Linked DNA regions of Homo sapiens: region 2 is linked to region 1. A link is a contact called in ENCODE Hi-C data. All regions are on one chromosome and are shown on one strand. Each heading gives the region's core, a stretch centred on a gene start or an enhancer-like site at or near the end of the contact. The rest is flanking DNA. Distances are from core to core; before and after follow the strand shown. Region 1 holds the start of AK6 (adenylate kinase 6). Region 2 holds the start of SREK1IP1 (SREK1 interacting protein 1).

Region 1 (3,321 bases), core at 1-2,500:
TGTTCAGCCCTCCGCCCCAAATCGTTCACGATTAGAGACTGTGACGTTTCAAAAGGTATACAGGTGGAAAAAAAACACCTATTTGAGTAAATATAGTTTGTAGCTCGAAATAAAAGATGCAGACCAGGGGCCGGACGCGGTGGCTCATGCCTGTAATCCCAGCACCGTGGGAGGACGAGGCGGGCGGATCATCTGAGGTCAGGAGTTTGAGACCAGCCTGGCCAAAACATGGTGAAACCCCGTCTCTATTAAAAATGCAAAAATTAGCCGGGCGTGGTGGTGGGCGCCTGTAATCCCAGCTACTCTGGAGGCTAAGGCAGGAGAATCACTTGAACCCAGGAGGCGGAGGTTGCACTCCAGCCTGGGCGACAAGAGTGAGACTCCGTCTCAAAACAAAACAAAAACAAACAAACAAACAAAAAAAGGTGCAGACTGTTGTCACGGTCAGGTCTCTATTCACTCTTGAAAACAAGATTGACAATTACCTCCTTTAAAAAGCAGATAACTGTCCCTGAAGATGCGAGGTTACTGAAATGAGATGTCAGAGGTAGACCTTCAAGACTATTCCTAGCCGACCCACCACCACCCCACACAGTGAACAGGGAATACTAAGCTCAAATATTCGTCCAACGTAATCCTGTAATCAGTGGGGTGCCGGGTTGAGCTCGCAAATCCCCGCTGCAGGACAGGGCTCTGCACCCTCAATCTTCTCATCCCCAGATGGGATGGGCGGGTCGGGAGGAGGAGCGACGAGAGCCCAGGAAAGCTTGAAGGCAGAGATAGACTCACGTCTCTAAGACATATACATAATATAGCCGCAACCGCGGCGGCCTTACTTTCCCGGAGCTGCATCCCCTTTTAGGCGAAGAGCGGAGGCGACCAGGGACTACCCTAGGTGAAAGGGCAGCCACCTGGCCCTACCCGGGCTCAACGCCGAGCCTCTCGGAGGTACGGCCTCCCGGGGACCTTCCAGACTGGTCGGCGCAAGCGAAGGGCGGGGACCACCGAAGGAGTGTGTGACTTAGGCATCCAGCGCACTGCCTGACCCGAAGTACCGACCCGAGTTATGCCCACCCTCCAACTTTGCGACGGAAATGTGTCATCGAAAGCCAGGTAACCAGTGGGCCGCGGCTGGGCCGCCGGGGCAGGCTAGGGGCGCCGCGGTGGGCTTCGGGGCCTTTGGGGCCGTGGGCTTTTGCTGCCGCCCGCCCCTTCCGGCTCCTCCCTGTAGAGCAAAGGGCACGTGAGCGAGGCGCCCGAAGCCGTCGCGGCGGGGACCATGTTGCTTCCGAACATCCTGCTCACCGGTCAGGGCGCGCGGCCGGGAGGGACTGGGCTGGGGCAGGCTGGGGGCGCAGAGTGCTCTGGGCATCGGGCGCCCAGGTGGGGGCCCCTCACTGCCCTCTTCAGAGGCCGGCCGAGGGCCACGAGGCGGTTGTCAGCGCCCCGGGAGCCGACCCTCGCGGGCGTTGCGGGAGGCGAGGGAGGGGACGCGGAACGTTAATTCCGTTGGCCTGAGGCTCCGGGGGGGGGCGGGGGGGGGTGGAGAGAGGTCGGCAGATCCAGCTCTCCAGCTTGGCAACCTGCTTAGTCTTTCTGAATCTGGTATTTCGTTTGTAAAATGGGTTGTTGATTCTTTGGCAGGGTTGGCCTTGGGATTTTTAGCGAAATAACGTAAGGCCATATCTGCTTCCCGGTAGAGTCATTAATGGTGGATGCCTCACTCCTTAGGCCTCCGTGGGCCGTATTTTATTTTTTCTTTGCTTCTGATAAACGCCTCAGATTAGATTTCGGTAAACGAGTTCAGATGTTTGTGACGTGACGAAATTGCTGTATGCTTTTGTTGAGTTACATCAAAGGATCCCCCCGCCCCTTAAAAGGAAGGCATATAGAGCATTTCGGGTCGTTTCTCGCGTAGGAGTGGGTCTTTGAAGCCATACTCAGGGTGCATGTTATCAGTGAAGGGAATTAAAATGCTGCATAACGACTTTAACGAATATTTTTGCTAGCCGTTTAGTCCTGAAAGTGTTTATCAAATTGTAGGCCATTCGTGGAAAAATCTAATGCATGTAGATTTTATTGCAAGGTACAGAAAAATTAAGACTCTTTGTGGGAACAGTAAAGTTACATCATTCACCCAAAGGTAAAATTGTTGGCAGCGCACAAGACATGTCTGTTTCTGAGAGGTGCAGATTAACCACCCCACAAATAACGTTTAGAATTTTAGATTCCTTAAGCGGAAGATTTTACATCTTTTTGCATGGATCAAACATAGTGCCCTGGTTATTAAGTCATTGTCAAAACTTTAAAGTGAACATTTTATTGAAAACATGTTGAGTCCAGGGTTCAGACTTGGTGTATTATAGTGGACTTGAGGTGACCGTTATTCTCCTGGGTATGGGAACTGGATTATCCCTGTTATCTTTATGCTTAAGTTTAATTTCAGGGATGTTAAATCTGAATAGCTGAAAATTATGAATTTGATGATCTTGAAATGTAATTTTAATAGGTATCAGAAGGGGAAGGTAAAGAACAATGTATATAGTATTGTCATTTATGTAAAAGGGAATATGTGTTGTATTTATATAACAAAGAGTATGTACATATATGTACATTTACATGCAAACATAAATAGGGTTTCTTTGGGAAAGGAAACTGGTTTACAGTGGTTATCTCTAGGGAAGGGCGCAAGGGGTCAGTAGAGGTAATTTTCAGACTGCTTAATTTTAACATGAACAGTTTTGTTTTTGTTCTTGTTTTTGTTTTTGTTTGAGACAGAGTCTCATTATGTTGGCCAGGCTGGTCTCGAACTCCTGCGCTTAAGCGATCCTCCCGCCTTCTCCTCCCAAATTGCTGGGATTACACGCGCGAGCCACCACACGTGGCCATGAACAGTTTTTAAATCTTTATAAGTTAAAGCAAATAGGCCAGGTGGGTGGCTCATGCCTGTAAATCCCAGCACTTTGGGAGGTGGAGGTGGGGAGATCGCTTGAGCTCAGGAGTTTGAGCTTAGCCTAAGCAACATAGCCAAACCCCGTCTCTACAAAAATTAACCAGGGCATGGTGGTGCATACCTGTGGTCCTAGCTACCGGACAGGCTGAGATGGGAGGATTGCTTGAGCCCAGGAGGTAAAGGCTCTAGTGAGCCAAGTTCCACTGCACTCCAGCCTAGGTAACAAAGAGATATCTTGTCTTTAAAAAAAGAAAAAGGTAAATAAATTATTGTAATTGATTCGAGGTGGCTAATTTTTTTTTTTTTTTTTTTGAGATGGAGTCTCTGTCGCCAGGCTGGAGTGCTGTGGCGCGATCTTGGCTCACTGC
Region 2 (3,580 bases), core at 573-3,072, 4.6 Mb after region 1:
GAAAGTAGATAAGAAAGGGCTCTTTGCTAAGGTCAACACTTGATTAGACAGAGGAACAGCAAGTGTGAAGGCCCTGTCTGGCAGGATGGTAAATCTATTCAATCTCTACCAGTGTTTATTAACTGGGGGTGATATTGCCCTCAAGAAACATTTGGAAATAGGAGGAGGTAGGTATTTTGGGTTTTCACATTGATATTAAATAAGATAGGTGAGGGGTGGGATGGACATACTAATCTACAATGCCCAGGAGAAGTTCAAACAAAGAATTGAAAGAATTGGTCTGCCCATAAAATATCCATTACATTTTTGCTGGGAATTACAGCATTTTTGGTTTCACTTTTAAATTGCTCTCATTACATTATCAAATGTCAATGAATAAAAGACTGTATAAATTATTTATGATGCAATCATGTAACAAACAGGATGGTATGTTGTGTAAATTTAGCTTATCTTAATTCAACTATATACTTCCAATCTCATTTTCTCCAATATGCTGATTCATCAAATTTCATATGTGATATAAGCTAGGTCTCAATTTAAGAATTCAGGTGACACTTATTCCACAACAGACTCTTCTGCCTTGTACAGCATACAAACATCTTGGATGGGAATTGGCATACATTAGCCATCAAATCAATCAGAGAAACCTTTCCCCATTCTAATGTGGTAATAGTCCCCATTTCCCACTTTCTCTGACTGACAGTCATCTCAGGTTTTAAAACCAGCTCAAAAGATATCTTTTCCATGAGGCTTTTCCTAACTTCCCCAGTTGTTCACTACTCAGTACCGCCATAGCAACCTGGTCTCTTCTCCACAAGCACGCTTATCAGACATACAGGCTTTTGTTTACCTGTCTGTCTCACAAACTAAACTATAAGCTTTTCCGGGAAAACAACTACCTTACCCATCCATCTTTGTATCTCCGGCGCCTAGTACAGTGCCCAGTGCCTCGCAGGCGTTCAATTAATGATTGTAGAAGAAATGGAGAATGAATGACCTTAGTTAAGCAAAGAATATATCAAACTCAAAAATGTCTGTTTAAAAACCTAAGACCCCAGAAATCGGCTGCATGAGTTGGGTTAAAGCATTAAATAGGACCGGAATGCTGGTAGGTAGAGAAATCTCCACTTGACTTCTTCAAGTACATCCTGAAAAGTACCAACATCAGTGTTTCGATGCAACATTGTCCACATGCAGGAGTAAAGACAACACTTCTCGTGGTCTCTTCCTACCACGAGATCCTGAAACCCACTCCCCACCCCAAATCCGGGAAATCTCACTTTGGGGATCCCAGGACCCCAAGTTCCCTAGATGAGGCTCTCACCTTCCCATTCGTGGGAGGCTCCTGGATGTAGATGTTGCTCATCTTGGTCAGTACAAAGGACTCTGCTCCTTACGGGGGATGAGAGCGGCCGGCCGGCCACTAAAGCTGTCCGCCTACGAGTACACTCTTCCTTAAGTCCAGTGGTGCAGGAAAGCTTCAGTTTGTCAATATCACGCAAGACAGGGACACCAAACACTACCCCTGCCCAAAGGAGCCCCTCACGGACGCCGCCATGTTGTTACCGGACCCGAGCACCGCTAACCCTGAGAAGGGTTATTCCAATGTACTCCAGGGAACGAGAAAAGTCCGTAAAGTTACCATAGCTTAATGTTATTTATGTTATTTGTATTACAATATTAGAAGGGACACTTCATAAGTGTTGGCGGTGTTTACACTACTCTCGTGTGCAGATCAAACTAACTCCCCCTCCAAAACTATCAGTAATGGTTCGGACCATGTGTCTTCTGCAATATGACTCGTCCGGAAACTGCATCCGCATCTACTGGTTCTGCCGTCGCTAGAGGCGTACAGGCCCTTCCCGACCGTAGCGAGGGTGCTGCTGCGCTGGGGGAAGGAAAACGCCGCTTTGACTGTGCCTTGTTCTCACAGCTGGCGGGAAGCAAGCGCCTTTTCGAAAGCCAGAGGCTCGAGTTACCCCTCTTACCACCGTCATGGCAGTCCCAGGTAAGGAGCAATTACAGGGCCTCTGCGTCCGAGCTCCGAAGGGAGCGCAAGGGAGGGTAGGGTAGGGTGCGGCGTGTACGGAGCAGCGCCCATGGGGATTTAGGCGGAGGCCTTAAAATTCACAGGTTTGTTTTGTTTACATGAAAAAGTTTACACTCCAAACATAAACTCTGAAGGAAAGAAAATAACTATCTTCCCCCCAGGAGCCAAGCCCCAGCTGCTTGGGATTACAGGGAAAGTGTATTGTGGAAGGGAGGGAGGAGGGAGAGACTGTAACTGTAGGCCTAAGGGGGCAAGCGGCCGAGAAAAACTACCTTAACTGTGGTATGGCTTAAAACTAAAACTTGAAGTGGGAACACTTGGCCGACCCAGGTAACCGGAGGCATCGTTTGTCTTAGAAGTCGCTAGGACCCACCGGGTGTGCGGGTTCTACTCCTAGCTCTTCCTGTTGTATGTAGCTGCTCCGTGGCCATAGATTGGTCGCTTTGTGCTTCTGGGCCTCAGTTTCCTTATAAAAAGAAGGAGCTTTGTTGAATTATATATAAGATTTCTTCTAACTCTCAAATTCTATGTCCAGAAGTTACTGACCTAAAAACGGTGAACTCTGCAGAATAATTACTTAAAAGATTTTCTCGTCCTCAACTACCAGCTTACTTGGAAGTTCTAGTAGCGGAAAGCATCTCCTCAAACCAGCTTTGCCACTGCAGAACACTGATTGCAGGAGACATTTTCAGAAATACACACTTCTCCACCCCACCTCCCAACTTGGAAATTCCCAGCGCACTTTAGTAATAGAAAAGATTCTATTCTATTAGAATAGAATACTATGAATTGCTATAGAATTACTATGAACTATAGAATTACTATGGTTCAGAACCCTAACTTTGTTTAAACCTGCACTTCCCAGTATTATTTGACCAGGTTCTTTATTCTGTGGCAGCCTTTTTGAACCTCCTTCTACAGATAGCTGTTATTGGAACACTGTGCTTTTGTACTAACTGAAGTTTGCGGAGGAGTACATCTGGAGCTGTGAGAGAGGAAATGTACACTCTTTATTAAGCCTACTGTGTGCCAGGCACTGGTACTGGGCATTGGAAATACAGTGGTGAGCAAGGTAGACATGGTTACGCTTCACACAGAACTTAGAATTTAGCAGTGAAGAGAGAGAAATTTACAGAAAGTGGGACAAGTGCCATGGCAAGGAAAATACAAGACCTTAGCACAAAGTAAGGGCACCAAACACATACAGGATGGGCAGAAGGACTTTCCAAAGGAGGTAGCACTTAGGAGGAGATCTGAATTGTAGGAGGGGTGGCTTGAAGGGAGAGGAGACTGCAGTCGGAGGAACTGGATACGTAAAGGAAGAGGAAATATGTGAAAAGAGGAAATGAAAGATGTTTTCTATGGATGGAACTCAAATACAGATGGGAGATAAGTGAGAAATTAAGTACAGAGGTAGTAGCTGTAGCTAATATTGACTAATATTTATGTGTCAAATATGTCAGAATGAAAGATGTTTTCTGTGGATAGAACTCAAATACAAATGGGAGGTAAGTGAGAAATTAAGTAGAT

The links. Hi-C counts contacts between places; a loop is a spot of excess contacts on that map. Pooled maps may share reads with other maps.
Region 2: a pooled map shows a loop between it and region 1 (14-fold over the local background). The contact joins the promoter of SREK1IP1 here to the promoter of AK6 in region 1. A Hi-C loop is called at or near these places in 5 of 50 pooled maps.

What each region holds. Positions count from the first base shown.
Region 1 is chr5:69,367,449-69,370,769 of GRCh38, reverse strand. AK6 (adenylate kinase 6) reads left to right here and starts at 1,250. Exons shown (of 5, transcript NM_016283.5): 1 at 1,250-1,307. The coding sequence starts at 1,280. It overlaps TAF9 (TATA-box binding protein associated factor 9), which reads left to right and starts at 1,250. Exons shown (of 3, transcript NM_003187.5): 1 at 1,250-1,307. RAD17 (RAD17 checkpoint clamp loader component) reads right to left here and starts at 952. Exons shown (of 19, transcript NM_133338.3): 1 at 837-952. RefSeq lists an enhancer at 149-698.
Region 2 is chr5:64,766,933-64,770,512 of GRCh38, reverse strand. SREK1IP1 (SREK1 interacting protein 1) reads left to right here and starts at 1,822. Exons shown (of 5, transcript NM_173829.4): 1 at 1,822-2,008. The coding sequence starts at 1,996. CWC27 (CWC27 spliceosome associated cyclophilin) reads right to left here and starts at 1,583. Exons shown (of 14, transcript NM_005869.4): 1 at 1,325-1,583. The coding sequence starts at 1,366. LOC124900985 (a long non-coding RNA gene) reads left to right here and starts at 2,017. Exons shown (of 4, transcript XR_007058787.1): 1 at 2,017-3,558. RefSeq lists enhancers at 1,087-1,811, 1,530-1,849, 2,000-2,089, 1,241-2,440, 1,812-2,538 and a silencer at 1,777-2,071.